Linked DNA regions of Mus musculus: all the other regions are linked to region 1. Evidence: chromatin loops called from intact Hi-C (ENCODE). Cell type or tissue: left cerebral cortex. All regions are shown on one strand.

Region 1 (8,000 bases):
TCTAGAAGGCTCAGTCTAGCAGCCATTATTAAATGGTAGCTATGTATTCCACTGAGAAGCATAAGCTGGGTATAAAACCTTGCTCCTAGGATCAAAGAGTGGATGATAAGCAAAATCCTCATGAAGACAGGATCACATAGCATGAAAATACACACAGGCGCAATATAGGCGAGTGTAGGGTTGGTTATATGACCATGAGGCAGACACCCTTCACAGCAAGAGCAGATGGTGTGTGTGTGTGTGTGTGTGTGTGTGTGTGTATGTACATACTCGTATAAAAGAACTCTTTCTAAGTATCTTGGAGGTCTAGGAAAAACTACAAATAGAGAAAGGCAAGAAGATAAAAGAAGATAAGAGACTATGTAAAGGGGGTGTGTTCCAGTTAGAGCTGCAGGACAGGGCTGACTTGGCCTTTTCTCTGGCATGTGTGAACAGTGGTCCCTGGGCTTGGGTGGTGGAGACCACCCGAGATGCTAGGCTCAGTCTTCCTGCTCTGGGTGACTCAGTCTCTTGCAGCCCTGTTTCCTTGACAATATGGTAAACATGGGAACCATAAATCCATTTGCAAACATCTACGCTTCCAAGTAACAAGCCCAAAGCCATCCCACGAGCATGGTATGCCCAGTCCTGGGGTGGAGCCAGCCTGCAGGCAGGAGGACTGGCTTCCCCTGGTGGAGCTGACGCCTGCTTCTGGAATCTCCCTCCAGAAAGCAAGGCTCCATCCAGTCTCAGGCTTCCTGTGAGGAGCAGACACATGCCAAAGCCACCTGTAGCAGAAAATCCCTAAAGCCATGAAGGATGCTTCAACACTGTCAGGAGGAAAAAAGTAGGGCACATATGATAGGGATACCTAGTAGACAAGGAAGGGTGCTGAGCCAGGGCCAGGCTGTGACACAGTAGGGCAAGCCTGGTTTTAAATCAGAACTTGACTCCTCATCTGTAAGGTGAGGGGAAGAAATTTCCTCCTTGCCTGGTCTCTTCCAAGAAGCTGAATAGATGAGGCAGGAATTCCAAGAATCAATGTGGTCTGAACAAGATGTCTGCTCTTCACTCCAGTCTGTATCTATATTGGTGGATGGGAAGCCATTAGAGATGGCCTGGCCTTTGGTACTCAGGATGTGCTCTGTAGACTGACAGTGTCCTGGGCACATGGGTATGCCTCAGCCAAGACCTTATAAACTAGAATCTGTAATTTAACAAGGTCCTCAAGTGATTCATGGCCACAGTCAAATTCAAGAAATACAGTTCTAGTCCCCAGTATGCAGTCACCCCCATGTTGCCAGTGGAGAAACTACGGCTCAGCTCTACCACACCACATATTAATAGTGACAGGCATGGGGCCAGCAAGCAGTGCAGTACAGAGGAAAGGTCTCAGAGCCTGAAATTAGAGTGACCCAAGCTCAGCTCCTCCTTTGGTGACATCAATAGGCATTGTTACCTGGAGAGAAAGCTAGGTAACTTCTCTGAGCTTTAATGTTGCCGTCTGTAAAATAGGGGTGATACGCTATGTTTCTGGTGAGGACCTAATGGCATTCATAGCAGATCTCCTGTACGGTATATTCCCCTCACATACTTCTTGATCACAAAAGTTGCCTTCTGTTTTCCTCAGCTTCTGGGCTCTATACTTGGAATGGGTGAGCTCAAGACCCTGTGAAAAAATTGTTTCTCTGCCTCCAGCAATGCTGAGAAGAGGGCAAAGCTCCCTCAGGGGACACTCAGGTACCTGAGGCCTATATTTTGAAAAGATCTGAGTGGTACTCCCCAGAAGGAAGTTAGTCTGCAAACTAGTTAGTTTGGTACCCACGGGCAGCACATGGACCACTCTGAAAGTGCGGATGAGATGCCCCTCAGGCCCTCACCCTGAGCTGGTACGGTTATGTGTCCATCTATGTGTCTAACTTCTGGCTCCTTTCAAGGACTAACACAAACCCCATCTCTCTTCAAACAAGTCTGTTGCTGACATCCCTGTTGGAACTGCTGTCCAGGCAACTCCCTAAGGGCAAACTTAAAAAGCTGGAGTCCCTCAGCCTGGTATTTTTCCCTGTTTGGCTGGACCTGATGGCTGGTAGGTTTGTGAGCACAGTTGATTTCCTCCTCAAAGGTTTTGTTCCTGTCAGAGACGTTCTTCCTGTAAAGTCTGTGCAGCCTTTGCTTACACAGCCAGGGCTAAGCTGAGACAAAAGACGAACCCAGAACCCAGAAGCAAAGAAACGTCTGGCTCTCAGACAGTTACTTGAATGGAGGGGCCAGGAGGATTAGAGTCCTGGGTGACTCCGTTGCCTCACCCAGCTCATTCCCATCTTCTGGAGTCTCACTGTCTCAGAGCCCTGCCCTGTGTCGTACTTTATCGTGTCTTTTCTGAAGAAGACTGTGAGAGGCTTGGGAACAGCTCAGTCTACATCTCTCCACTGTCACGCCCACTCCTGTCTGGTTACACACATGATCTCCCAAGGCTGGTACAGCAGGCATCCTGTCACCATCTAATGTATGCACAGTAACACCTGGTCTCCTTCTACTAAGCGTCCCTCTACTTTCACTCTACAAAGCTGCCCTCAGGTGGCTGGCTGAGCCACTGTGAGCCAGTGTCTGGGACCTGGTAGACATGGAACACACACACACACACACACACACACACACACACACGAGAGAGAGAGAGAGAGAGAGAGAGAGAGAGAGAGAGAGAGAGAGAGAGAGAGAGAGAGAGAGAGAGAGAGAGAGAGAGAGAAAGAGAGGAAAGGGGGGAGGTGTTAAGCAACTCAAGGGGCTCCTGTCCCTGTGTGAGGCTGGGACTGGACTTTATGGAAAAAGGCTAACACGATTCTCTTTCCCACCATCTACAAAGCCTGGTAAAAACATATGACTGTCTAGTGTCTGGAAACTGCAAAAAAATCTTCTATCAAATTCTTAATTCCCATCTCTCTAAACCGTGTCTGCTACCTCCCATCAGGCCAATGTCACCAAGGCCTGAGCGCTCCCTCCCTGCTCACTGTATTCATATTCACTCCCACGTAATCCACCTCCCCCAGCATTTTGTACTTCAATGTCCCTAACCCACACTAGTCCCTCTCTTGGAATAGTCTTCCTCCACACCTCTTTTTGTGGCTTCCAGCACCTCCGTGTTTTCCAGGGAGCCTCATGATACTCCTCTTTGTCTCCTGGGCTCTTGTACATGCTGTTCCTTCTATTTATATACCTTTCCTATCACTCCTGGCACTTGCATAACTGCTTCTACTCTGGCTGTCCTGAGCTACATGCTCCCACAATTCCCTGCACTGTTTTCATACGAAAATGGACCTGCCTTATAGACTGGCTTTCTCCTCTATCTCTTCCTCTTCCTCTTCCCCCCTCCCACACTTACTCTCTCTCCTCTTCCAGATCTCAGTACCCAAGCAGTTATGTGCTCAGGCTCAGTGTAGACTGAAGAGTATATCTTAAGTTTCCTGGAACTCACACCAGCAGCCCTCCCACCTGAAGGTAAAGTGTATGGCACGGCCAGCCAAGGTTTAGAGTTCAATTCCCTGAATACCGTCCATGTCAAACAGAAGACGCCAAGAAAGAGAAAGACCAGGGGGCCTAAGATTTATGAGGAAAGTCAGCTTGGAAAAAGCCATAGCCCCAGAGGTGGGCAGGAGCATAGCTCCTTCCTCGGGGATGTAGACCACTCCACATCTCTGTATCGTGAGCCCCATGGATCAGTGTTTAGCTCCTGGCTCACTCTAGCAATCCCCTGTCCTTCAGCTTGATGCAGGCCAAGGCCACTGTCAGCTTGAGAATGTGAAGAGGGAGCACAGTGCAGGCGATGGTTAGCCATGCCTTGCCCCCTCCCTCCTCTCTAAAGCTCCACCAAGGACAGATTTAGGAGCAGCTGTGTGACAGCATGACTCCTTTGTTGGCAGCATACATACAGAGCCTAATTCCCCATTTAGCCTCCAGGCAGCCCTAGTCCTGGAAAAGAGTTCAGAAAAGCTGCAAGTCATCCACTCCTCTGTCACTTCTAGGGCGCTGAGTAGCGAGGATGTCAAGGACCAGAGAGGGAGAGGGACTAATCCAGAGCCCCACTGTCAGACCACAGGCAGATCCCCTGATGTGGGCTATTCACTGTGGGACGTCCAAAGGCCGTGCTCATGGTCTTCTTGGCACAATTGTTCAGATGAGAAATAAAAGCAAGGTGGAGTTCCTGGTGGGGAAAAGAAAGGCACAGCTACAGAATCTTAGAGCCAAATTGGAGTCCTTTTAGTTCTTCTGGCTTTGGACCATTCCAGAGCTCCACAAAATAAAACAAAACAAAAATAATGGTTATTTCTACTGTTTCCAAAGGAACCTAACATTCGAAAGAAACAAGTGGCTTGTTCTCCATGTGGCCACTGCTCTGTCCATTATGTTTTTGTCAGGTGATTTATGAACAGGGTAAGCAACGAGGAAGGGAAGGCTGTGGCCTGCTCAGAGCCTGCATCTCAGAGAATCATACAAACACACAAAGCAACAGATGACCAGGGTAGAAGGTTAGAGAAGCAGACTGCAGGGGCCACTTCTGATCTTTGGGGCTGTTCTCATCAAGAGAGGTGATCTTGTTTAGGATATTAGTTTCTACTTCGACTGAGGTGGAAGTCTGTTTTCTGGTTCAGGGTTCAAGAATAAAGGTTCTGACACCAGCAGAATTTGCACTGTTTGATTTCTAGGCGGTACTATGAGGAGTAAAGTTTCTGGAGTAAGGAGCCATGTTTCTGGAGACACTATGTAGTGAGCCCCTGAGAGTATGCCATAGGGCAGAACTTCCATGTCACAGTAGTTACAGCCAAGGGCACTGGAGAACTTACAAAATGAGTGCCCACTGCCAGAATGTCTTGCTGACAGCTTAGGAACTGGATGGGAGACAGTAATCCATTAAGTCTAGAATGGTTTATTATGGTAGCAAAAGATAGCTCAGAAAGTCAGGTCATGACAACCTGCCCCCATCTGTTTCCTTCCCATGAAAGAAGAAGAAGCAGAGAAAAGGGACACGGGGATAGTAGAGCTACTTTCTGAGGATGTCCTGGGAATATTTTGACTAGATGTTTTAAAGAAGGGCAGCCATGTGATGATTCAGAGATGAGCTGCCAGGTAGGGGGCCTAGAGGGGAGAATGGGAGCTCCTTTGAGGAGTAGCAGAACAGCAAAAGAACTAGAGGAAGATGGAGAGGCTGCCAGGTGGAGAGGGTGGCAAGTCAGAAAGAGATCTACCAGGCTCCAACAACAGAAAGCCTGGAGTCCACTGCAGGCCTTGGCCTTGATTCTTGGTGAAAAGTAAGTTCTGACCTAGCTCAATGTTGTGGGTTCTACAAAATAGCTGTGGAGGAAGCAGCATCATGGGAGGGGTACTTACTAGGGGGCTAGGATGAGGTGATGGTACTGGAGAAGGTAGCAGAAGCAGGATGTAGTAGTACTCATTGCAGCTGGCCTTCCTGCATAGTCTGGTATTGGGGCAGAGAGGCACAGCTTAAGGTGAGCTCCTGCACTTTGGCTTTGAAGCATTCACCGAGATTAAACTTGGGGAGGGGAGGTTTTGAGAAACCTGAGGGAAAAGACTGAATTGGAGTTTGGTCATAAACATGTTAAACTTAAGGCTCCTGATGGTCAGATCAGTATTAGTAATATAACGTGAGGTGTAACCACCATGTTTCCAGTTGGCTCAGATCTACCTAGTTCCTGTGAATCCTGGCCCAAATCCTAAGACCTTTGTGGGTGCCATATTATAAACACTTGAAACAAGTGACATGCCAGCATGGGATTGAAGGCTTTGGAAGGGGGTAGGAGTATCTGAAGTGTAGACAGGGAGGGTATGTCAAACAGAGCATGCATGATCAAATTTAGGAAAAGTGATCCCAGGGCAGCAGTGGTAGTGGAGCTGAGCTGAGAAGACTAGGGGAGGTGAGTAGAGAAGGGGAGAGGAGGAAAGGAGAGACTGTGAGGATGTCCAACTCATTGAATTTGAGCGATATAGGGAATTGGGAGGTAGGGCAAGATCTGGGAGGAGCTGAGAGGGAACTTGGGCCAAGCAAGTTGTTTGTAGAAGAGGATCGTACAGCTCACATGTGTGCTGGTGACTATCCATGATGGGTAATGATGCAAAGGCTCAGCACAGGAGCAAAGGAGCTCAGGGAGGAGCCTGTGAGCGAGACAGCAAGCTACCAAGAGAATGTAGCTCATCCAGTCACAGCCATGATATATCAGAACTTGCAATGGTCAGAGACAAGTGGTCATGGGTGAGGGTAGGGACTCTGAGAAGGTTTCTGTTTCTTCTTGTTAGCATGGGGATAAACTGTCCCTATCTCTCAGGGGCTGCTGGAGTCAGGCAAGGGTTACACAAGTTCATAGCTGTCAAGTAACCAGCTTAGAAAACAGGCGTTCTAGCAACTACTGAGGTCCAAAGTCCTGGAAGTGGCTCAAGTCATGTGATCTGGTCATTCAGCAAGGCCCCTGGGTCTGAGCTCCTCTGAGAGCAGAGGTGGAAGTCAGTGGAGTAGAAGGGAAGGCCATCTCCCACCTTCCAGCCATTCCATGCCTTTCATGAGGGAGTCCCTGTTGTTCTCGACCTTGCTCTGGTAGTAATGACTTTCTGGAAGTACCCCATGTGCGCAAACACATTCTGCAGCCATCAGCTTGGAATTGTGGGACACACTGTCATCCAGGCCACTCTACTTAGAATGTAACTGGGCACCTTATATCCTTTAAATGTTAGCTTAGGCTTTAAATGTGCCCCTGAAGAAAATCATTTCCTGTATCCTCATTCGGGAGATCTTATCTCTTGGCTGAGCTTCCTACCCACCATTTCTGGCCCTCAATATGCCTCTTGAGGGGTAGAAGAGCCACAACATCTTGGTAACCTGGCACCATGGGGATCGGCTGGCTCAAACTTCTCATAAGCAGTAGACAAACTATGAGGCAGGCTAGACTGTCTAGTTCTTTAAGGACAGGCATGTTCTGGGCCCAAGGTTTCCAATACATGTGACACATGCACATGGCTACTGGGTCCTTAAAACATGCTGGTGCAATTGAGAAAGTGATTTTAAAGTATTTCACTCTTGAAAATTAAAATTTCATGTTAGCATTCAAACTATGGGGTTTCACCATAGAATCTCCATACATTTTCCTTCTATAGTGTTCTTCTCCTGGACCCTTAAATTCTACCCTCTCGCCCCTACCACTGGCTCCCTTCTTTCCCAGTCAGTTCTCTTTACTGCTTTTCTATTACCCAATATCCCACCTCCCTTAAGCTCAGTGGCGTAAGGAATTTTCAGACAAGTCTGACATCCCCAGTTCAATCCCTGGCCCACAATAAAAGAAGGAAAGAATAGATTGTAGAGGATTTCCTCTGACCTGTGCAGGCCTCCCCCAACGACACACCACACACACATACAAGCATATATATCTTAAAATCTAAGCTGTCCATATGAGAGGAAACAAGGCATTATGTTTCCAAATCTGGCTTATTTTGCTTAGCATGGGGCTTTTACTGTGAATGTCATGATTTCATTTCTTTACGGCCTGGCATCCACTGTGAGTATATACCTCATTTTCTTGTTGCATTGATCTGTGGGTGGTATCTAGGCTAGATCATTCCTGGTTACTGTGAATCCTGCAACACTGACTATAGATACGCAAGTGTCCTTATGAACATAGAATCCTTGGTCATATGTCCAGACCCGACAGTTCTAGTTTTAGGTTTTTGGGGGAACCTCCATGCTCATTTCCACAGTGGCTGTACCATTTACCATTTCTCCATATCCTCACCAGCAATATTGTCATTTGGTTTTCCCTTTTCATATTTATTTAGTGGGTTTATGTATATATATATATATATATATATATATATATATATATATATATATGCATGATGCTATGTGTATGCACAGGCAAATGTCTGCCACAGCACACATGTGGAGCCATCTCACAGGCCCAGTTTTGTAGTTCTCATAGGCTCACTTTTTGTAGTTCTCTATAAATCATTGGTACTTGTCCCCG
Region 2 (8,000 bases), 110 kb after region 1:
TTGGAAGTCCCTTCTGATATCTAGCCACCATCCAGTTTGCTGCTCTGATCCCCACCCTCAGTGAGCCTCTCCCATAGCCTCTGGGTAGCAGAGAGAAGCTGGGAGGTAGGATGACAGCATCTTCATTTCCCTGCTAATTACAAGTGCTGGGAAGAGGGGTGCTAAATGCCAGATAATTGCCCAGCAGGAGATATGAGTCAGACTTCTGACTGCTCCTGGCCCCAGGAATTTTACTTTAATGGTTTTCTTTTTTTTTTCCCTTCCTAGAAAATAAATAAATCCACAAAATTTTTACAAAAGAAATTTGGAAAGAGTTAAGTCTATGGCCTCCTCGGAGTCTTTTTATTCAGTCCCTTTCTACTCTCTCCTAATCAGGCATCCAAATCTAGAGTTCCATGCTGGGCCTGGGAGGAGTCTGAGAGCACACTTCTCCATATAATGCTTAGGCTAAGGGGATGAATGAATAAGCAGGAGGAGGAGCCCTGATTCTCTATATTCTTCACCACACCTACCACTCATTCATGAATAAGGGCATCTGTGCATACACATAACACACACACACACACACACACACACAGACACACACACACACACACACACACAGACACACAGACACACAGACACACAGACACACAGACACACACACACACACAGACACACAGACACACACACACACACACCTGAGCGCTAGCCCCCCACAGCTCCTCTTCTGAGAATGTGAAGTGAGCTATGGTTTCATGATTATGACCATAGGACATGCAGATGCAGGGAAAGGGTATTTTTGGTCTTCTTTCCGGGCTTCTTCGAGAGCAAGGAGGAGAAGAACAACATCAACCGGCTACTTGGCCTCATTTTGATCCCCTATCTCTTACCCTATGCCAACCAGCTTCAGGCAAGGCTTGAAAGGTCCCAACAGGAAGCTCCAAAGCTGATGAGCATTTTTGTGGTCATGCATGGGTACATAGATGCTCTGTTTCTTAAAACTATTGTAATCTCTATAATCACATTTTCCTCTTCTTAAGTAAACTTGGACTGTAGCCCAAAGAATATGCCTGGTTTTGCCTGGGGGATTTAGAACTGGAGGCTAGGGAGGGAACCTGCCTTGGAAAGAAAGGAGAAATCAAGGCTGGCATTCAAAGTGAAAACTATGTACATCCCAATAACACTAGTCACTGAGAGGTTCTTATCACAATACACAGCTTGAGTTAAGGACAGAGACATCTGGTTGAGTGGGAACCTCAAGGTGAGTGTAAAACTAAGTAGCTGTGGGTCACCCAGGCAACTTGACTTTTTGGGTATAGTACCTTTATCACCTGGAAGTTTTGGTCATGGGCCACTAGGTACTACTGTGTCACCTCAAGAAAGCTACCTCACTACTTCATGCCTCAGTTCATCTGAAAAACAGGGATAATCGTAATCTATAACTGAAAGAAGTGTAAGAGATAAATATATGCAGAATGTGCTCAATACCTCTTTAAAAGAAATGCACAGGAATGGCCATGTCGCAGGAAATATGACAATTCCAAGTATCTCAGGTTCCCAAGACATGAGTCTTTTGAGTCACTGTCATAAAATAGTCTTGGGATCATGGAGTAATAAATTCAAATAATACTTAGTATCCTGAGTTCTTGAAATTACAGAATTGACCATGAAACAAAATGAAAGCTACATATTCAGGCTTCAAAGGCCAGACACATACTGGTTGTTGAGTGCCTGTTCTCTCTCTCTCTTTCTCTCATCCCCAGTGTCTTAGGGTTTCTATTTCGATAAAACACCATGACCAAAAGCAACATAAGGAGGAAAGGATTTGTTTGGCTTATAAATCCTGGTCAAAGTCCATTGAGGGAAGCCATTGTGGGAACTGAAGCTAACCCCATGGAGGAACACTGTTTACTGACTTACTCCCCCTGTTTGCCCAGATTATTTTCTGATATGCTCCAGGATCACCACTCTTCCATTTTAATCATCAATCAACAATCAAGAAAATGCCTACAGGCCAATATCATAGGGGCATTTTCTCGATTGAGCCTCTTCTCGGATGACTATTTTGTGTCAGCATGACAAAAACTGTCCTACACACTCAGTCTACTGCCATCTAGTATTCCCCTGGGATCTTCTTGGATCCTAAGGCCAGTTCTGTCCTGACCAAAGATAGCTCTACTTTTGTCTGAGACACCAGAGTACATTACTTTCTTGGTATGACTAAGCTCTGTCTAAAATACTCCAGAGTAAAGAACAGGACTTTATCAGGGCTTGGCTCAGAGGGGATTCTGTCACATTTCACAGCTTGGAAGTGGCCAGGATCCTGTTCTTTCCAGAGTTTCATTGTTGTATTCTCTTGTAGTGAGTACAAAGAAGTGAGCTGTGTGCCTGTGTGTGCCTGTGTGTGCCTGTGTGTGGGCAGAAGGCTAGAGAGGGAGGACTTTCAGAAGAACACCAAGACTAAAGTAACATGAGAAAGGAAGGGGAGTAGCTGGCATATTCCCAATGGACATAGACTTAGCCCTTGTTACAAACTGATTTGTGTCTGTCTCTGTGTGTGTGTGTGTGTGTGTGTGATGAAGGGGTGGTGGTGGTGCTGCTGGTGACAAGTCTCATTCACATTTCCCAGTGAGTCAAATGGACTTTCAGAGTTCCCCAGTCTTGTCTCTTCATTTTCCTATCCCATCTCATGGTAGAAGCAGCAAATAGCATTCCTATTATTGTTTAATACAAATGTGACTATAAGATGATGGCATATCCCCAAAATTGAGCTAGCTGGGCATCTTGACAAGGGTAGACGGTAGATTATGATGCATGGAGCTGCCTATGTGTATCCTGAACTAATATACCCTGCTAAGGTTCTCTCTCTCTCTCTCTCTCTCTCTCTCTCTCTCTCTCTCTCTTTCTTTCAACTTTTCATTGATTCTTTGTAAATCTGACATCTTGCACCCTAATCCATCCCCTCATATCTGCACTTCACCCTTACAATCTGACCCTCCCAATAAACAAACACACACACACATACACACACACACACACACACACACACACACACACACACACACAAACAACAACAATGAAGCAAAACATAGAAAACATTTCATCATAGAACTTTTAGTATGTCACAGTGTGTCCCTCAGTATATCCCTCTGCCCACACATCTTCACTTGCAAATGTTCATTGCAATGAGTCATTGGTTTGGTTTGAGATTTCTGACTTAAATCCTCATCAAGACTTTGCAGGGTTTTCCTGTTGTTCTGGGTCATGGAAATCCTGCAGCTTTGGATCAACAGGACTGACCATTTTATGTGTTGCAACGTTTGAAAAATGATATGGGTTTTGGGATGGACTAACTTAGAGCCCTGGATCTGGGTGTAGGCAAGCTGGTCAGTTCTTCGATTTTCTCAGCACTGCCTTGGTTAGGTCACTCAATGCTGATATCAGCTGTAGGTAGGATCAATTCTCTTATTCTCATGCCCTTGCCTCTAGAGCCAACTCTATTGTGCTGCTCAGTCAAGGTACAGGGCCCACTCTTCCAAATGCTGTACCCTCTTGATCCCAGAGCTGGCTCACCTGAACCCCCTCCACCAGGGCCACCTTTACTATGTTGCCTAGGTAAGGTGAAGGTGGCCCCTGCTCTAAATGCACAAGGTTGTCCTAAGGACTAACAGCAATCAAGGCCAGAAGGATAGGATAACACTCAGAGAAAATGAAGCCTAGGGATGCAGAAAGCCAGGAAGGATAATAATTGTATGGTCTTCCCCTAAGGGCTGCCCTCCTCAGGCCTCCTCAAGACTAAAAGCACAATACTGATTCACACTGAACTCTTTCCCCAAGGGCAGGCAATGGATGTTCGTGCAGACTAGGAGAAGAAGGATGGGTTAGGGTTTCTAGCTTTGTGTTGTGAAGTGCCTGAGGTACAGGATCTGGGGGGTCAGCCGAAGTAACATGGTGGGGCTGCAGAATAGTGCTCCTTAGCACCCAGCACAGGTCTGAGGGTAAAATGTTTTCACACACTTGAACATGTGACTGCAGGGCATTCTGCAGGGAGGTCATCTGCTTCTACCCCTAGCAGGGAGCACTGCTCCTAATTTCTCCTGTCAGGAAACACAGTTCCATGTTACATCATGAACAGTTTTGCCCATGTGATTAGAGTCAGAGGTTTGAAATCCTATGTTAAAAATGGAGAACACCAGGGTGTGGTTCTTCACTTTCCAGTGGCTTTCTATCCTCACCTTCAGTTCAAAGACTCACTTTAAAATAAGGCTGTGTTGGGTAGTTTTATGTGAACTTCACACAAGAGTCATCAGAGGAGAGAGTCTTACTTGAGACAATGCCTGCATATGATCTTGCTGTAGGCATTTTATTAATTAGTAATTTATATGAGAGGGCCCACCCCATTTTGCTTCTGGGTTCTATAAGAAAGCAGGGAGAGCAAGCCTGTTAGCAGCATTTGTCCATGGCCTCTGCATCAGCCTCTCTCTGCCTTCTTGTTCCTGTCCTGTTTAAGTTCCTGCCCCGCCTTCCTTCTAAGCTGAGCAGTGATGTGGTAGCATAAGGCACATAAACCTTCCTTCTCTAAGTTGATTCAGTTATAGTGTTTCATCCCAACAACAGTAACCCTAATTAAGACACAGGGCAGCTACTTTTATTTAGGGTTTTATTTATTTGTTCTGCTTTCCCTGAAAAGACCCTGGTTTTTCCTCTTGCTCCTGTGTAGTTATTACTAGTGCTAAGTTTACTCTAGAAGAGTCCCAGTTTGTGTGGTAAACTATATATTTAGTGCACCTAAAGCCCTTCTGACAAATTAGGTGATCCCATTAGATAATTCATATAAAATTTCTCAATGGGGTATCTGGCATAGAAAGTGTACATCAAACACTCACTGTTGTTACTCTTGTCCCACACCCTAAAACATGGAAAGAACTATGTATCCTTCAGTTACCAGAGGAGAACAGCTAATTGTAAGAAAGTTGAAAGTACAGTCGAATCCAAATATGCAGTGTGGTTCTGAGGGTGACCTCTCTTCTGTGACTCAGGAGCATGTCAGCAATGCCTTTAGTCACTCATTGAAAAGCATCCCTGTGGCCCTGCAGCAAGGGTGAGGAAATGGGGACCTATGTGTCTCCTATACCTGCCAGCTAAGCAACAGAGTCTCACATCTATTCAGAGAGGCAGGTCCAAGTCTACAGGATTACAGCCAGTAATGAGTTCCTCAGTTGGCATTATAAGAAAGTGGCATAGTATGGGAGGGGAATTTCAGTTTTCTTTAGAGATGAAGGCTCTGAGATGCCTACAGGCAGCACTAAATAAATCAGTCGGTATTAAGAAAACGTGAATTGGGAGGGGAAAGTGTGGGAGAATAGGGGAGGATCTGGAGGGAAGAGGAGCTGGGATAGATTTGATTAAAATACTTTATATGCAGGTATGCATATTCAATTACAACAAATGAAAGTTATAAAACAAAGTAATAGGGCCAGGCTTAGTGAGAGATGAGCCTAGGAAGACAGCAGGAAACATATTACTAATGGCTTATGAGATATGGGAAAGGAGTTTCACTGAGTCTAAAATACTGGAGGGGCCCACTCCAGGCTGCACCCCTGCAGGGGCTCAACTAGGGCAGACATATGGGCAGAGGCTCATCTGCCTTTTAGAAAGGTCTCTTTGGGGTATAAGGCCAGATGGTCAATGATGACAATGGTCATTCAGGTGGCAGGAAATGAGGGGTCATGTCAACAACTAGAGGACTGTCAGAGCTGGTGGTTCTCATACAGGTGAGTCCTACCATTGACATATATTTGCCACTCATTGATTATTAATAATTCATGGAATTAATAATACTACTCATTCATTGAGAATTATGTTACAAGGTATAAAATGTCACATTATTCCATGCAATCGTTATCACAGGCAATACTATTATCTTCACTTTACAAATGGGGAAACTGAGCTGAAATTATAAACATTTGCAGATATGTTCATCTTGTCACTTGGGTACTTGATTCCCAACTCTGGCCCTTGTAATTGTGGGACAAATATTCTTAACAACTGAACCACCTGTTCAGCTCCAAATTCAGGAATTTTAAGGTACAGCATTCTGATTTCGGAATTAATCAAGTCACCACAGCCTTGGAGGAATTTCATAACTGTCACTTGTGCACTGTGAAGAGAACTAGGGGAACTGGCCCTTGTCCATCTGCCCTGAAAAAGAGATAAGAGGGAGACTGTCATTTAACAGCTCACTGAGAAGAATCCCAAAGGGATTCCAGTACAGTCGCTGTCCCCAGAAATTCCTTCCCAGGGATACAAGGTGAGGCTGCCCTGGGGAAGGAGAAGAAGGCGTGGGGACCCAAGGCCTTTCATTCTCAGACTTGGCCTTCTACATTGTTAGCATCTTCTTTCTTCCAGGCCAGTTTCTTATGCTGGAACCATCTCCTTCCCTCCTGAGACCACCATCTCTCAGCTAATTGGTGGAAAATTGGTTGCTAACTGTCAGGAAATCGCCTATTTTCCATCCATTACTGGGAGGACCAGGCCCCATAGCTGAGGGGGACTCTGGGTGGGAAGCAGAGGCTGATTAGGCCTCAGAGTTAACGATTAGGTTCGTGGACCTCCTCAGGCCGTCCTCCCAGACTGCTTATTAAATCCCTGCGAAGACCCACTGGTAGGAGATATTGGTTACATGGCACGCAGAACTGCCTGAGTGACTATTCATTAGGCCTCGGTTGTGGCGAGGGAGGAGACCAAGGAAAAGCTGTGGCCTCAATCCAGGAATGTTAAACAGCCCCAGAAGTTGGCAGAGAACTTTATAATTGCTGCTATTAAAATATATGTATTTATATAGGTGATTTGTAGGAGGAAAGAATTCCAGTATTCGGGTGAGATCCATGCTATGATTTCACCCAGGATTAAGTTGTTGGAGACTAGATATTAATTAAGGCTGAGGGCCACAATCCCTTCCTAATTAGCTCATGGAGTATAATTTGCTGGGCAAACGCTACTGTTACAATCACCCCAAATTTGTCTGGAGTTCTCCATCCTCCAGATGGACTGGGTGGGCTGATTTACCCAGTTGCATGAGCAGGGTAGGGTAGGAGAGAAGCCTGGTAAGCTGGGGTTCACTCCCACCCCTGCTTCCGACAGGTAAGATAAGATTCCCTCAATGGTGGAAGGCTAGTCAAAGGAAAGAGGTAGGGTGTATCTGAGAGACTTATTCAGTGGGGGCTGTTCTGAGACCCATGGCACTGATGAATAATCTGCACTGGTCTAACGAGAGAATAAAATGATGCTCAGATTCTGTGTATCTTTCGGGAGAAACCTGACGGTCTTGCCTAAGGAAGCCTGAGTGTTCTCTGGATGCCTCAAAAGATGTCACTAGGATGCTTTCTGAAGAGCAGGAAGTGAGGAGGCCTGTCAGTGCCTTTGATAGACAGACTATAACCAGCAGTGCTTCCTGGCATGTAGAGGTGGTCCTCTCTGTTTTTTGACCTGTCTGTCTTTATTCATGAATACTTCAGTATTTGCTCATCTCTCTGATTCAGAAATCCTTCCCTGAAGCTCAACACCTTTCTGCCTACAAAGTTCCTCTCCATTGTTTAGCATCTGTGTGTGTGTGTGTGTGTGTGTGTGTGTATGTGTGTGTGTGTGTTAAGTTTGATATTATGTGTCTTCTTGAATTGCTTTCTACCTTATTTTCTAAAGCAGGCATCTCATTGAACCTGGAGCTCACCAACTTGGCTAGCCTGGCTGCTTTGGACAAAGCTCCATAAATTTACCCGTAGACCCTCAGCACACAAGGTTTTTCCCTTCCCAGGTTCTGGATATTACACTCATATATAATCATGTCTGTAAATTAAACACTTCACCATATTAGCCATTTTTCCAGCCTTTAGGTCTTCCTAGGTTATCCCAAGTAAGGATAGTCAGGACCTTCCCTAAACTTCTGCTTTCCATATATTTTCTATTTAAGATTTTAGTCAATCTCACTGTATATAGAGTTTGTTTATGCTTTGGTTTTA
Region 3 (8,000 bases), 80 kb after region 1:
GCTCCAAGAAAACAGGTTCAAGGATGAGGTTGAGACTTGGCCACATGAATAGCTAAATTATAGCTGTTTGGTACATTGCTCACGTGTATGTCAAGTGGCTAAGCTACCCACTAAGAGCACTGTAAGAGAGTCTTCCTATAAAACACTGGGCCGTGTGTTTGGCTCTTTGGCTATTTTTGAAGGAAAGGAGCCTGATGAAATAGCTGTAGTTAGGCTTTGGGATCCAGAACCCTCAAGGGCTCTGAGATCTGTTGCTTCCAGGACTGCTACCCAGCATCCCTCATCATTTACACTTCACACTCCCCTGAGCAGGTGTAATCAGGCTAGAAGCTGAAATACTCAAGGTCACAGTAACAAGAAGGATGAAGATAACAGTCTTAGGGCTTCTCCTGTGGGAATCTGAACCTCCCTCCTATCCCATGACACCCCAAGGCCAGGAATACCTCCTTGGGTACTTTAGAAAGTCCCTGAGCCCTGCTTCCACCCAGGGGCTCTGCCCCTTTAAGTGGCCCCTTCTCATCTTCACTCTCCTGATCCTATCCATTACCTCTCAATGGAAATTGAAGCTTCATTTTTTTTTTCTTGCTTGGAGCCATTAACACTCCTGGCCTTGACAGGAAACATGGCTCAGCTTTAATTAGCCACAGCATGGCCCCTGCATGAGCTCCAGCTCAGCCTCTGGACTTCAAAGATAAAGGCTTCTCCTTTCTCACTAATCACAGCTATTAATGAGCCAATTAAAGCCTTCTCTAGGCCAAGGCAGGCAGCTCTCTCAGTAACTTGGGCACAACCCTCAGACCTGCCTGCTCTAGGAAGCTCCTCCCCCTGCCCAGATGGAATGTCCCTGGGGACAGAAGACTTGCCACGCAGAACCCCAGTTGATGTAGTCTCCAGTTGTGGAACTTATCTGCTGTGAGTTCTAAGACCCAGCAAGTGTCCTTTCTGAGGTGTTTTTTTGTAGCAAACAATAATAACGCTGCCTCTTGAAAGCACTATAACAGGAATACAAGCCAGTGGCTCACCAATCTTCACAGGCTTCAGACTCCCTAAGCCTTATTAAAATTCTTAGAGGGGCTCCACTTGAGTCTCTGACTTAGTTGCTCTGGCAGGGCAAAATATAAGAATTTATATTTCTACCCTCTTCTCAGGTGACGCAGATACTGCTGGCCTAGGGACCACACACTGAGGAACATTGCTTCAGACTCCACAAAAAGGTCCATCGGCAGACCCAAAGTGGGATCCAGCTCAAGGAGAAGTCCGCAGGCCTGACACTATTACTGATGCTATGGAGCGCTCACAAAAAGGGATCTCTTATGACTGCCCTCCAAAAGATCCAATAAGCAACTGAAAGAGTCAGATGCAGATATTTGCACCCAACCAGTGGACAGAAGCAGCTGAATATTGTTGTTGAATTAAAGAAGGCTGAAAGAAGCTGAAGAGAAGGGCAACCCTCCCTGTAGGAGGGCTAGCAGTCTTAATTAATCTGGACCCCTGAGATCTTCCAAACACTGGACCACCAAACAGGCAGCATACACCAGCTGATTTGAGGCTCCCAACACACATAAGGTAGAGGACTTCAGGTCTGTGTTTATTCAGAGATGATGCACCTAACCCTCAAGAGACTGGAGGCTCCAGGGATTTTAGAGGTCAGGTGGGGTAGGATGTGGGGACATCCACATGGATATGGGGTGGGGTGGGGAAGAGGCGTTGGATGTGGAACAGTCAGAGGGTGGGTGGGTAGGGGTGTAGGGAATGAAATATGAAGGGTAAAAAATGAATTAAAAATAAAATAAGATAAGATAAGATAAGATAAAATAAAAAGGCCATAGTGCCATTGCTTGAAGATGTTGATTTTGGCCTGCCCTGATCTTTTCCTTTACCTATGTCTCACAGGACAATTTCCAAGAGCTTTTCATCTGTTTGTCAACAGGTTGACACACCAGCATGTTTCTCCTGGTAGAAGTTCCTGACAGTGTCTAATATTTTACAAGTGCTCCATGCTGGGCAGAATTCAGCAGGATCACTTCTTTGCCTAGTGTTGGTACCAATATTTCAAGTCCAGATGTTGGCATCTTGTTTCCAGCATCTTCTTTGGGAGAGGAAACAGATTTGGGGATTTTTAATGAAGAGAGAAGAAAACATGGAGTCTTCAGATATCATTCTGACAGGGGACTGGATATATAGCCCAGTTGGTAGAGTGCTTTACTAATATGCACAAACTCTTGGGTTAAAGCTTGCTTAGTGTCTTACTTTTCTATTGTTTTGAAGATATAGCACAACCAAGGAAACCTATAAAAGAAAGCATTTAATTTGGGGGTTCATGGTTCCAGGTTCCAGAGGGTTAAAGTCCATGATCATCATGGGTGGGGCATGGTGTTGGGCAGGTAGGCATGGTGTGGAGCAGAATCTTAAGGCTCACATCTGATCCACAAAAATGAGATAGAGATAGAGATAGAGACAGAGAAGGAGACAGTTAACTGGAAATGGTGTAGGCTTTTGGTATCTCAAAGCCCACCCCCAATGACACACTCACTCCAATAAGGCCACACCTCCTAATCCTTCCCAAACAATTTCACCAACTTTGGACAAAGCATTAAAAATGAATGTATGGGGGACTTTCTTATTCAAACCACTATCTCCATTGTGTAGAAAGTCTTGAATTAGATCCCAGCACATATGGGCGGAGTATGTTGGCACATGTAATTCTTGCACTTGACAAGTAGAAGCAAGAAGATCAAAGGTTAAAGTCATCCAAGGCCAGCATGGGTTACATTAGAAAAAGAAAATGAAAAGGAAGAAGAAAGAAGTCTTCTTGAAGGATAGGGAGTCCCCAATGAAGACCAACAGAGTCAACTAACCTGGACCCTAAGGGGCTCCCAGAGACTGAACCACCAAAGAGCTATCATGGACTGGACCTAGGACCCCTGCACATAATAGTAGATGTGCAGCTTGGTCTTCATGGTTCCCCCAACAATAGGAGCATGGGACTGTCCCTGAATTTGTTGCCTGCCCATGGATTTTATTTCCCTAGCTGGCCAGCCTTGTTTGGCCTCAGTGAGAAAGGATGTACCTGCGTGACTGGTGTGTGTGTGTGCGCGCGCGCGCGCGCGCGCGTGTGTGTGTGTGTGTGTGTGTGTGTGTGTGTGTGTGTGTGTGTGTATGTATGTTACTCAAAGGGGGTGGTCTTCTCTTCTCAGAGGAAAAGGGGAAAGAGAGTGGGGAAGGACCTGGGAGGGAGACTAGGAGAAGAGGAAGCTGTTATTGGGATGTAAAGTGAATGAATAAATAAATTTAAAAATAAATAAATAATTAAACAAACAAACTATAACTACCCACTTAAAAAAAGAAGAAGAATAAGTCTTGACAAATGAGTCCACATAGAAGACTTGAGAAAATGGAGACAGAGGACTGAAGACATGACTCAGCAATTGAAATCCATATTGCTTTTACAGAGAATTTACACCAGATGGCTTACAATCCTCTTCAAGAGATCAAACATCTTTGGCGTCCTTGGGTACCTACACTCATGTACATATCCCTACACACCCATACACACACACACACACACACACACACTTAACATTAATAAGAAATATCTGAAAACAGAAAAGGTAGATGTGGGATCACCAGGGTGGTAAGATATTGCCTGATTAAGGAGATCACTGGTTAGTGTTCCATTGGTGCCCATCTAATTTTTAACTGAAGATTTTTGCTGTGCTCTGCCTGTTTCCACACCACAGAGACACATCCTCATATTTATTTCAGCTACTGCATCCTGCTTGCAGCTCTGGACAGCATGACTCAGAGTCATACTGTGCTTTTGGCCACAAAGACGAGCTTCTGTGGTCACAAAAGATGTTAACAGCTCGTGTTGGGTTGCAGCCGTAGCTGTTGTCTCCTTGTCTGAATCTTCTCATGCTCATCTCAGTCTCTACGCCTCTCCTTCCCTCATCCATCACTTCATTTTCAGCCAACACAGCCATATTGGAAGTGCCTCAGAGAGCTAGCCCCTGGATACTGCCATTTTGGGCTCCTTTTCTTTAGAGATGGCATGTTTCAAAGTGTGTGGCCATGGACTTGGAGGACTGCTACAAACTGTCTTGTGCTTGGACTCCCTCCAACACACTAAGCTCTGGAAAGTAAGTTCTGTATTTTTTCTGCATGGCCATTCAAAGCCTTGAACACACCCCTGGGGCTCAGGAGTCGCAGGAGGGATTCTTAACAGACAGCACTCCCCAAACGCACTACCATTCTTCTTCTTGCATGGGGAAATTCACATTGACATAAAGGACACTTGACACTAGAAAACCCTAGAGCAGCAGGTATGGGATCCAATTCTAGAATTTATACCCCACTTAGCCTGTCATTATATGATAGACACAATACAATGGTCCTAACCTTGGAGGGCAGCTGCAAGGTTTATGTGAGAGACCATACAAGAAGTATTTAGCACAGGATGAGGTGAACAGTAGCTAGTCAATAAATGGAGATTTTATTTTTTGCCTTACCTGGTGGAAGTATATAATCAAAATCATCAAACCAAAGTTGTAGAAAGCAGGCTGTTCCAAGTGTAAGGGCTCATACTTCAAGGCCTGGGGGTTGTTAACACTAACAGAGTTAGAATTATACAAGCAGGCTGCCTGGAGGAGGTGCGTCTCCGCTGGGCCTGATATAGAAGCTCGGTTCTCCAACCAAAGGCCGAGATGGGGGAAAGGAGGCTCTGAGGATTGTATCTCTCAGTGAGCAAGCTACAGCAAGAATCCTTGTCTTTATTTTCGTTTTCCACCCTGGAGGCCCATTTCCCCACCAAATCCAGCCGACACAGCACTTGCATTTCCCTCCCACAGCCTGAACTTGGCCAACATCTCAAGTTCCCCTAGGTGTGAGGCTCTGAGTGGGGCCCTCCGGGCTTGTGGAAATTCACTGGGCTCAGACTCTTTGGCTGCCCAAGGAAATCTGCTGTAGCAATGCCTCCCCCAGAGTCTGAGCAGGCCACTGGGTACCAAAAGGGATCCGGGGCTGCTTATCCCAACCCTTACTCAGGGCTAAGAGGTGGGCACGAAGTGAAACAGGTTTTAGAAAAAACTGTATTCGATGTCACCCCTCCCACCACCACAAATATACTCTGCAAACAATTTAGAATGTTCTAAACCAGCTACGGGTTGTCCTTAACGCATCTCCCCTTTGCTACATGGCTAGAACATGCATTGTGGATCCCACTGCACAGATGAGGAAACATGCCCAGGGAAGTAACAGGGGCTAACATCCTTTCACGGTGTCCCCTGTACTCTTGGGCACTGCACACATTAATCCCTGGGGAGAAAGGGAATACAGGAGTCTCATTTTGAGACCACATGGGCCTATACTGAATACTTTGCCTCCTGTCACCCCTGAGTCACTCAGCTTCTCAGCTGTCTGCAATGCTTTGTCCCTCTCTCCTTTAGCCACCCTGGGTTTTTCTAGCGTAGAGTTAGCCTTATAGTGACTTTACTTCCCAAAGCTTGATGAATTTTTTTCTTCCCGAGACTCAGTTTACTGGGTCTCATCAGGACCCTCAAATATTCATAAGCAGACCCCCGTGGCTGGACACGGAGGGGTCCTGTAAGATCTCACTGTAAAAAAAGCTGCGGTCCAGCACATTCACGTCAGACCTGGAGCTTGCTGCAGCGCCTGCTGAAACCGCTTCAATGATTAGCAAAGGTGCCAGGGAAATTATGAAAACCATGTGACAGGTAAATGGCTGTTCCTGCTACTTTCTTAAGTTTCAAAGAGAGGACGGCTTGCTCCAGCGCGTGGGCTGGGAATGTGGGCTTTGCTGGCGCTTTCCAGAACATACAGGGCAGAGCAGACCATAGTCGGGTTCTGCTGCCCTCCTCAGAGGATTCCGAATGGGCCTCTCTGCTTGTGGGACTGAGGCCCGGTGCAGAACCGGCTTCATCCAGACACTGCGGCTTTGTTCTCTCCATGAGGAGCAGATGTACAAGGGTTTCTGAGTGGAAACAGAGTACTATAAACAGGCCAGAGAGCTTGGGAGCTAGAAGACATTGTAAGTCACTAAGTTCAAGCTTCTGCCCGACCAGAGAGGGAAACTGAGTCCAGAACAAAATGGCCAACAACTCTAATAATGGCTACGTTAAGCATTTAAGCCTCTCTGCCAAGTCTTAGAGGAGCTTAAGAGATAGGATAGGCGTTTCTTCTTATTGACTGATCAGATTGGGTAAGTCCCATCGGTGGAGGAGGCTGAGTTCGGCTTGGAAAGGGAGATAAAATGATTACTTGCCAGTATCTAGACACCTGACTCTGCCCCTCAAAGATCTGACTATCCAGAGAACCTATAGGAAGAACGTTCCTCAGCATACCTCAAGCTAGAAACCAGCCTGCTTCTGACATAGACAAGGAGAAACTACAACGGCCAAATAGCTGACAATTTCTATAAAGGTCCCATGAAATGTTTTGAATGGATCTGTCACACCTCCATGATAAAGCCCTCGGGGTAAATAAGCATCAACTCGAGGAAGTGTCACAGTTCCTACTCAGCTGTCAGATTCACTATGCACATTGCTATAGTGGAAGCCTGGCCCACTATCCTGGGGGCTTACTCTACTGCAGTAGGTTCTTGCTTCTTTCGCTGCTTCCAGCCTTTTCACTGCAGTCTATTTTTTATGCAAGAGCTAGGGATCTGTCGTACATCATCAAACAGTGTTGTACATCACTTCCAGCTTCCCACTGGAGTCCCTATCATGGCTTCCATCACCTCGCCTGCCTTCCTCATGTTATACAATCCATTCTCCCCTTGGTCTCTGTTCCAGCCACAAGGACTTTTTTTCCCTGAACAAATCAAGTTCTTCAGGTTTGAACCTCTTTGTTTGCTTACCTTCTCCCCCAGGGTCTTCCTGGGCTGGCTTTTGTCATAACTGAAGTCTTCAGTCAGGTGTCCCCCAGAGAGCTCCTGTTCTGCCATTGCATAGACTCGACCCTGTTTGATTATTTTACAGCCATCCCTAAGTAACTGTGTATGTTTTTTGCTTCTATGTTCATTTTCTTTGTCTCTGGCTACAATATAAACACACCAGTGGCAAAGATGGCTACTGCTTATTATTGATGTAGCCCCAGTGCCTAAGATAGTCCTGGTGCTGAGTGAGTACTTGGTAAATATCTATAAATAGTGGCATTAAGGAGTATCCCAGCCGACCATATCTTAGAAGAGGAAAAGGAGAGGGAGGAGGAAGGGGGAGGTGGAAGACTATTTCATTGACTTTCTGAATGAATTCTAAGATGATAGGTAGGATTTACTTAAGTGGACAAAAATATAAGAAGATGTCCTAAGCTAAAGTCAACTCTGTGCTTGGGTAAGAGTGTGTTGTATAGGGACATGAGCTGGGGGTTGGGGAGGAGCCTTTAGAGGCCAGCGAGGAGACACACCTAGCCACTATTCCTTGCAGTATTCCTTTGCAATCACATGGCATTATTCCCACTGAAAAGGGAGAAGGGAGCCACAGAAACTTAGTCACATAATATCTGCAATCAGTGTTTGGAAATGAAGTTCATGCCTGCAGGGGCTGAACAGTGTCCTTGCCAATACAGAGAAGTGAGGGCAGAATTTGTCTGGACTGGTGGGGGGAGGGGGCAAGAAGGAAGGAAGGGTACAGAGAAATCTTTGCTTTCATCTGCAGTCTAGCACAGAATCTTTAAATCACAAACTTGCAGACTGCACTGAGTTTAGGCTCATGGAGGCCATGAGGACCACGTCCCCACCACTCCCGTGCCCTTTGGCTTTCCATTTCAAGAGGAGATCGGCGCTCTTTCCATCCCTCCAGCTACAGGGAGCTGTCTCTAGACAGTTCTGCCTTTTAGAATGACAGCCTTCCCTTTCCTCATTGGGAGTTGGACCCAGGTTTCCAGGAGATCCCCACCATGCTCTTCACTTTAGTTCTGTTTGGAAGATGCACAAAAGCAGTAGCCACGTCTTCTAGGAAGCATACTCTGAATTTTCATACCCC
Region 4 (8,000 bases), 53 kb before region 1:
GAAGTTGGCATGTCCACTTAGAAATGGAGATACTTAGTCTTCATCCAAGAGGGAAGGCTAGAACTCCAGTTCTCCTCTAGACCACACCAGTGGCTGTGCTTCCACTATCTACACCCTCCTTTCTATAGAGATTGGGGAAGCTGACAAAGCCTCGCTGTGTGAATCTAGGAGCTGCTAGGGGGAAGGTAGGGGGCAGAGTGAAAGATGGGAAAGGTAGGTGAAAAGTTCCCGCACAGCTTCGTAGCTGGGCAACCCAGGTCAAGCTAGCCAGCGCATCTCAACTTCACAAAGGGGTTGTTTGATGATTAAATAAGAGAATGTTTGTAAAGTACTTAGCATTACACATCTGGCTTCCTTCCATGTTTCTGGAAGGAAGGAGAGAGGACAAAGGGAATGAAGAAAGAACTGATGATGCCTTCCAAGGACAGGCAAACATGTCCAATGGACATCAGAAGTGTAAAATTGTGTTTTTGCAAGCTCCAGAATAACTTTCCTGTGACATTTTGGGCTTTAATGGATTCCAGAAACCTTAAAAGTTCCTCTGCAGTCAGAACAGGATGTTTAACTTTTGTCCTTTAAGGAAAAAAAAAAATAAAAAGAGAGGCGCACTTACTAATCTGTTCATTCACTGGAAATATGTGGGAAACAACAAGAAACGGGCTCAAAAAAGCAAATGTGAAATGTGCTGCTTTTAAACACCAGCAGCCTGCAGAGTGTTGCAAAATGTGGCTGGAATCAATAACAAAGCTTCTGGAGATGGACCACTGAAACTGACGCTCTGTTGGGAGAAGATGCTGGGGAGGCCTGGAATGGGGTTGGACTTGCCTTCATACCTCAGGGGCAGGAAAGGGGATGCTGTTGTTGGAGGGGGAAGGAGGTGAGTCAGATTCCTGAGAAAACACCAGCGCCTTGTTCTTTCTCTCTTGAATTCTTTCCCAACGTGAAGTGAGGAAAAGGAAATGCTTTTATAGAAAACATCGAGGTGCTCTGCTGTCCCCAAGCACTGCTGGCATCTGGTACATACAGGAACTGTGTCATGTTCTAATTTTAAACAACTTGAACTTCTGAAGTCAAGGCCGGTGTGGCCTGGCCTGCCCTGCTTAGCTTAGTGGAGCACCTGACTCAGGGCTGCTCTTCAGTAAACACTGGAGGGAAGATGGAAAGAAAAGATGAAAAGATGGAGAGAGGGAGGAAAGGAAGGAGGGAGGTAGGGACAAAGTGGGAGAGATGATAGACTGAGATCCTGAGTGGGTTCTATAAACTCTGACATGTGGTCCAGAGTGAGGAATTATTTCTTCGGTCAGGTGCAATCAGCAAAAAGGATATGGGAAGTCTCAGTTTCCCTAGCTTGGCATGTACCCTCAGTCTTTTTATAAAACTTGAGATGTCTTCCTTTATTTGTTAGCAAATTGGAGCCTGTTAACCAAGGCAACTACTATTCCTGGATCCTCATTTTTGACTTTGCCTATAAGGATCACATAGTGGTCAGAGAAATGTTTTATGCCTCCAGGGAGAGCCCTGTGGTTGATCCACTTCCTTTTTTATCCTCTCTTTCATAAATGAATTGGGCTCACACTATCCTCATAACCTCCATAAGAAGCTCATATTATAAAATTCTCTCTTCAGCTGTTTATTTCTTCCATCTTGTAGGTAACCACTAGTTATTAAATGGTCACGTATATTTATATTGTGTGGGTTCTCAATACAATTGGACTGAAGAAGTATAGCTACTTCTGTGATTATCAGAAGATAGAAAAGGAAACATCTCCAGACTTGTTGGTCATAAAAGAAACCAAATGTTTTCTGGTTTTGAGCAAAAGACATCTCATATACAGGATTGGGGGTGGGGTGGGGAAGGCAAACTAATAACCAATCAGCTGCTGAAATGGGATTGATAAGCAGATGTGTATCATGTGGTTCATAAGGAAAGGTGAAACTGTGATGGTATACAGGCTCCCAAGAGCATCTATTCTCTACCCTGACTATCTGTTGTTCCTAGGATTAGAAAACCATCAAGAAGAGGCAAAGCTTGCTGCCAAGCCTGATAACACAAGTTCCATCCCTGGACCAACATGAACTGACTGTCCTTTAATGCTCACAGTCCATCAGATACAAGGGGAACCTGAGTGTATCAGTCAGCTATAGCCAGGATACAGAAACTGTGCAGAAATCTGAACAGATGTAATTATCCCAACTAGTTTCCCAAGATCTGGGCTAACACCTCAATTACTCACCACAGATAATGAGTGTCTTTGTCTAGCTGCCCAGGAAACCTGAAGCTAAACATTCACCCACAGTGTGCTGGCTGGGACTTCTTGTGTTCCCATCCCACCTGTGGCCGTAGGGGAGCAGTGCATCTTCATCCCAGGGTGGAGGATGTTATAATACAAGTTAGGGCAGGAGTATGGGGAGTAGTGGGTGGAGCTCCATCACCTTAGAGATGCAGACCTGGGCCAATGTTGATGATAATAACCCATAAAGCAAACTACATAACAATGACATTGCTGAGTTGCAAAAGGAAACCCATAGGAATTAGCAGAATAATTGATTTCCTCTAAGAAATGTTCAAAACTAGCCAAAAAGTCTACATCCTCATCCTTCTTTCTTCAATTCCTAACTCTATGTCAACCAACTTCAGTGATATGAATCCCTTTCCTGGGTTCCATTTCTGTTCTGCCTGTCCCCCTACTATGACATTTGTCACCAAACTTCTTGCTTACATGTTCCCTTCTTATTCTTTATGGCATGCTCCAAATCTTGTCCTGTGTCCTAGTATGTCCTTGTCCTGAGTCTAGTATGGTTCTTGCTCTTAAATAACCCATGGGCCAGTGTAGAAGCAAGTGACAAGACAGTGTAACAGCTCAGTGTAGAACAAGTGCAGCAGGGCATCTGGTGGGTTCTTCCACTTGATGTCAGAGAGGGTAGGCCATCTTGAGTTGAGTATGGGGGAAAAGTGGACATATGCCAGTCTGATCAGATAAGGAAAGACATTTGGATGGAGAGAGAAGCAATAAATTTCAGAAAGCCTTAGAACTTCAGTGAGACACTCCTTTAAATTAGGACACACAGCATAGGAACCAAAAGAGTCATAGCAACAATGTCTAACTTAGATATTTTGGCATTGCCCTGCATGCCAGATGGTACTTTGAATGTTACATGGGCTGGGTTCTCTTAGTCTTCACAGATGAACACATGGAATACCTACTATCATCCCCATCCCATAGTTGAAGAAAACCAAGGTAAGCATTTACTGAAGGAGTTAAGAGGACTTGAGAGTTACTATAGTAGAAAGAGGAGAGGGGTAGACAGGTCCAAGAAACCCAGTGTATCAGTTGGCAAGTGTCCTCTAAGACTTACTTTGGCTCTCTATCCCTACACTTACAGGGACCAGATCTAGACTAAGGATTGAAACCTGGTCAGGGGCAACTAGCTCACAGACAGCAAGGGAAGTCACTCACTTCCAAAATTTACAGTTTTAAAAATATAAAATGAAAAGACCCCTTCTCCCATCCTGCCACCAGGATGTCAGCTGAGCAGGACACTGAACCCTGAATGGACTGAATGCTTGCCAGCATGAAGACAGCTAACACTAGGTTTAGTGTTTTCACTGAAGACTAGTGCCTGATGTTCTGTGCCCACCAGGGGGGTGTCAGCACAAGTGGGATGTCTGGGTCCTGTCCTTCATCTCATAGACGAGACAGAAAAGCAGGCAATGGCCCTTACAATGTATGAGTAGGTTACAGGGAAAACTATTCTGGGATCTTGGTCCCAGCCCTCAGGCCCAGTGCTTCTTTGCCTTGGTGACCCACCCCTTCCTTCCCTCCTGACAGTCTTTTGGTCTTTGCACCCACACACTGTGGATCTTCATGAGGTCATTGCCCTCTGGAATGATCAGGGCCTTCCCAAGGAAGGGGAAGAGCCAAAGGACAGGCAAGTATATATGCCTCCACCTATTGAGGAGCTTCCAGAGATATCTGGTTAAGCCATGCTACATCTGATACAAGGTAACATGTGTCTACTTATAATCTCATCAGACTGTGGATGTTGAGATTTCCTTAGAAGTGTTAAATCAGCTACATCCATTTGGGGCTTATGTATCAAGAATTTACACATACTCCATAACTAAAGAAGCAGGGGTGTCAGGTGGTGTTTGGTTGGGGGAGAGGACTGTGCAACATAGAACAAGCCAGAGGGTCAGGGTAGTGAGGAAGGGAGAACATCAGTTGTCTTTCAAGACCTGGTATCATCTTTCAGATGTGTCTACAATGGATGTGTGTGTGTGTGTGTGTGTGTGTGTGCAGATCACATAACTGCATAACTGATTTCTTACTCTTGGGGAGAAAGTCTGAACTCATGTCTAATAATACATAGCTTTGGTGACTAAGTGAAGCCCAAGGAAGCAGCATCCAGACCGTTTATTATGAGCCAGGCCCTGAGGAACAGAACCTTCCCTAGGATGTTCTTTTACTAGTTCAGAACCCACTTGAGCTCATGCAAAAGCTGAACTCTAGCCGTGGACTTGTGAAATATCTGAATGTGCAGTGAAGTGGTTCTTGGCTTCTCAAGATAAAACACTGGGATTCATTACATGAGACATGAGAGGATGCCAGTGCTAGGGGGACAGTGGGATGGTGAGCTCTTTGTCACATGCCTTGGCACTGATAGTGGCTGGACTGTGAGCTGCTGAGAAAGGAACAGTCTGCGTCACGGGGGTCAGGGGAGAGTGTGCAGCTCATAAGTTCATGAAGAGATGGGAATGGCATAAGATGCTGAGTTTTCAACAGACAATATGGCTAGTAGGTGAGTAGCCTGGTAACACACTCACCAAGGCAGCTTTCAAGAAAGCTTTCAAAAAGGATAATTAGGAATTCCGAAGTAGAGAGGAGTAAGATGATTCAAGGTAAAGGAACAGCAGAAGAGAGGGCTGGGGGAACACCCCACTGACCTCTTCAGGAAAGAGCTAGCATGAAGGTGGCTGGTATGTCCATAACAAAAAAAAAAAAAAAAAAAAAAAAGGGAGATAGTGTCAACCAAAGGGCACGGTGTACTTCAATTTGGGTCACCATGGCCCAGGTGTAAGTTCATGGTCATTTGTAAGGTTGTCTGTAAATACACGAGAGACCATCTCAAGTTTAATGCTCAACTAAATGAAGACAAGTATCTTCCACCTAGAGGTTTCACATGGGCACCAGGAAGAACATGGTGGGAAACAGTGGTCAGAATCCTGGTACCATTCCCAACGATTGTTCAAGGAGCTATGAGAACCAATACAGACAAATCTCGACTATCATAGTTATGAAAATAGGAATTCAAGCTCCGTCTCTACCTACCTCTCCTCACTTCTGTGTAGTACCTCATGGGGCCTTTCACAGAGGTAACAAGATAGGAGATGCAAACACAAAGGAATAAGGGAGACAAAATCAACACATAGACTCTTCTTACTGCTCTTGAGAGATGAAGATGAGGAAGACTGGGAAGGCAGAGCAGGGAGAGACCTGTAAGATGCTCTTTCTTGTTCACTCACTTCAGAGAGAGGAGTGAGGCCCAAGAATGAGGAGTGCAAAGGTCTCGTGTCTTCAGAAGTCTCTTCCTGCCTCTGACCTGAGAGCTCCACCCACATCTCCCCTTGCTGACACAGCCTCATGAGGATGGGATGATGGAAAGAAATAGGCTCTTTCTAACAAAGTACTGAAGTCTGTGGCAGGGTCCAAGTTGTGGAGCTCAAGCTCACCATGAGAGATCTGGAATGTGTCTAGGGCAGGCTGAGTATGAGTATCAAAAGGAGACCAGCTCCCAAAGGAAGCAAACTCTCTTCAGAGTCATCAGAATGTCAGCATTCTGTGGAGACTAGTTCTCAGTCCAGTGGAGGCTAGAAATTCCTACTCTATGAGGACATGTCCTCAACAGTCTCTCTCTCTCTCTCTCTCTCTCTCTCTCTCTCTCTCTCTCTCTCTCTCTCTCTCTCTCTTTCCCCACCCCTGTCATACACATTGACTCCGCGTATGTTGCTCATAAAACTTACAATTTCAACCTTCAGTTCAGGAAGCCAAAGTAAGTCACTCTGTCCTTGGGTATATTACTGAATTTTCTCAATAGCCCAAGCCGTCTGACAGCCTGACCTGACCCTGAGCTCCAACAAAGATCCCAGGCAAATGTCCTGGCCTCTGGGTATGTGCATGTCTCTTTATTCTTGTGATTCCTGCTGAGCTTTCTATTGGACGGTGTGCTACAGAAACATTTAGCATGTATTTACAGAATAAACATGTGAAGAAACCCAAGACAGACATAATGTTCCACAACTGAGAATCAAGGCTTATGGAAACTGAAAAGACCCAATATTCCCTCTGCCCCACAGGGTTTCAGCCTCCTGAAGGGTCACTTCATAATTCCTACTGTGGCTGTAAAGAAGAGTCACAAGGGAGATATGTCTGCTCTGTACTGAGTAGCCACATAACCTTGAAAAAAGTTGTTCACCCTCCAAGCCTCAACTCAAGTAGTGGCGGGGGGTAGCCCTCAGATCCTAGGGCTGCTGGGAAAAATCAAATAAATGACTCATGGGAAAGATCCATGTAAACTGTTACAGAGAGCAATGTGATGTCATCGTAGCCATGATTAGGAGAGGATGAAGGAGAGATCCAGGGATGGAGCGTGCGAGCCTAGCAACCCTGGAAAGCTAACTATGGCTGTGGGCCACTGGTGCAGACTGATGAGCCTGATGCTCCCAGCCCGGAGGGAGCATGGAATCATTAAGATAAAGGGCACAGGGCCAGTCTGGGAGCAGGGCTCAGTGTGTAGTCATAGTGGGAATGGGCTAGGAAACGTTGAGGCCTTAGGATCAGAGCTTTCTGGAAAAGGAGCTTCAGGTGCACCCAAGAAAGCCACAGTATGGCTTCCCAGAAGAATACTTTCAAAATTCTAGAAATACCTCTGGCCCAAGACCTGCTTATACTTGCCAAAAGAGTTGAGAGGGTGGTGAGGTGGGGGCTGTCAATGAGTGCTATCATTATTCAGAGACTGATGACAGCAACAGTACTCATTCACGTTTGTGATTACTTGTTAAATATGCATGTAAGTGCCAACTACGTGCTGGCTCTGGGTTACAGGTTGGGCCACTCCTGCATTCATACCTTCATTCACCAATTCGGTAATAACCAATGTTTACTGAACTCTCCTTATGTGCCAGATAGATCTAGTAGTGAGAGAGGCATATGTGACCCTGTTCATATTAAATACACTTCGGTGGGGACAAAGAGAATACATTAAAGTCATGCTTACCAGAGGTAATCAAAGTAGTGGTGGAGAAAAATGTTGGGAGTGAGCAAGAGACTCTGGGTGGGTCTGCATAGGCAACTGGAAAGGACTTTACAAAATGGTGAAATATAAGTGAAGGCTCAAAGCACAAGAACTCAGCTATAGCACAGGATTTAGGTGCTCTGCAAAATGAGAATTCTACTAGGGAAACACCAGTGCCCCTTTGGCTTTGGTCCTTTATAAGAGACAGATATATTTGTGCATGTGTGTGTGTGTGTGTGCATATGTGTGTGTGTGTGTATTCATCCTTCCTCATTCCCTTTCACTTCTTCCTCTCTTCCTTTCACAAAGACAGTACCCTGTATTGGCTGGTGTCATGAAAACAGGGACTAATGGGAACTTCCTTGAAGGGATGCTGCAATCTCTATTGAAATGTGCATCCTTTTTGAGTAGTACTTATACATGTTAGAGCCATACAACCACTACCCGAAGTGAAGTGATATTTGTGGTAGAATCATCTATAGAACTACAAATCACCTAAAAGTCAGAAACAGAGATGTGATAAAAAGATAGTCATCTAGAAACAGAGCTTATGCAGCTATTAATGTGTTTTCAAGCTGTGGTCAGAGAGTGAACTGCAAAGAAACAATGACATCCACTCAGAAGGGAACCACATCATGGAAGGACACTGACACAATACAGCAAGGCACATGCATGGTCCAACTGTAGTGTTAAAACCTTAAGGAACT

The links. A loop is a pair of places that touch in the nucleus more often than their neighbours do. Peaks named below come from ENCODE experiments on the same cell type or tissue, not always from the same donor. Only the 100,000 strongest peaks of a DNase experiment are listed, where the experiment ranks them.
Region 2: it touches region 1 in a loop (2.6-fold over the local background); 6 of 42 quality-filtered maps call a loop at or near these places.
Region 3: it touches region 1 in a loop (12-fold over the local background); 2 of 42 quality-filtered maps call a loop at or near these places.
Region 4: it touches region 1 in a loop (4-fold over the local background); 4 of 42 quality-filtered maps call a loop at or near these places.

Annotation. Positions count from the first base shown.
Region 1 is chr4:114,455,723-114,463,722 of GRCm38, reverse strand. The region is part of intron 2 of Trabd2b (TraB domain containing 2B); the gene reads right to left. Among named protein-coding and RNA genes, the nearest start is that of Gm33710, 35 kb to the right of the region's middle. In left cerebral cortex, a CTCF peak has its summit at 3,900; DNase peaks (open chromatin) are centred at 619, 2,434, 3,113 and 3,908; H3K27ac peaks cover 4,100 bases.
Region 2 is chr4:114,348,512-114,356,511 of GRCm38, reverse strand. No RefSeq gene overlaps it. Among named protein-coding and RNA genes, the nearest start is that of Gm40228, 5.9 kb to the right of the region's middle. In left cerebral cortex, no CTCF peak of the experiment used is centred here; DNase peaks (open chromatin) are centred at 2,327 and 3,191.
Region 3 is chr4:114,375,577-114,383,576 of GRCm38, reverse strand. No RefSeq gene overlaps it. Among named protein-coding and RNA genes, the nearest start is that of Trabd2b, 27 kb to the left of the region's middle. In left cerebral cortex, no CTCF peak of the experiment used is centred here; DNase peaks (open chromatin) are centred at 3,847, 4,080 and 4,844; H3K27ac peaks cover 1,839 bases.
Region 4 is chr4:114,508,481-114,516,480 of GRCm38, reverse strand. The region is part of intron 2 of Trabd2b (TraB domain containing 2B); the gene reads right to left. Among named protein-coding and RNA genes, the nearest start is that of Gm33710, 88 kb to the right of the region's middle. In left cerebral cortex, a CTCF peak has its summit at 3,569; DNase peaks (open chromatin) are centred at 848, 2,292 and 3,139; H3K27ac peaks cover 1,502 bases.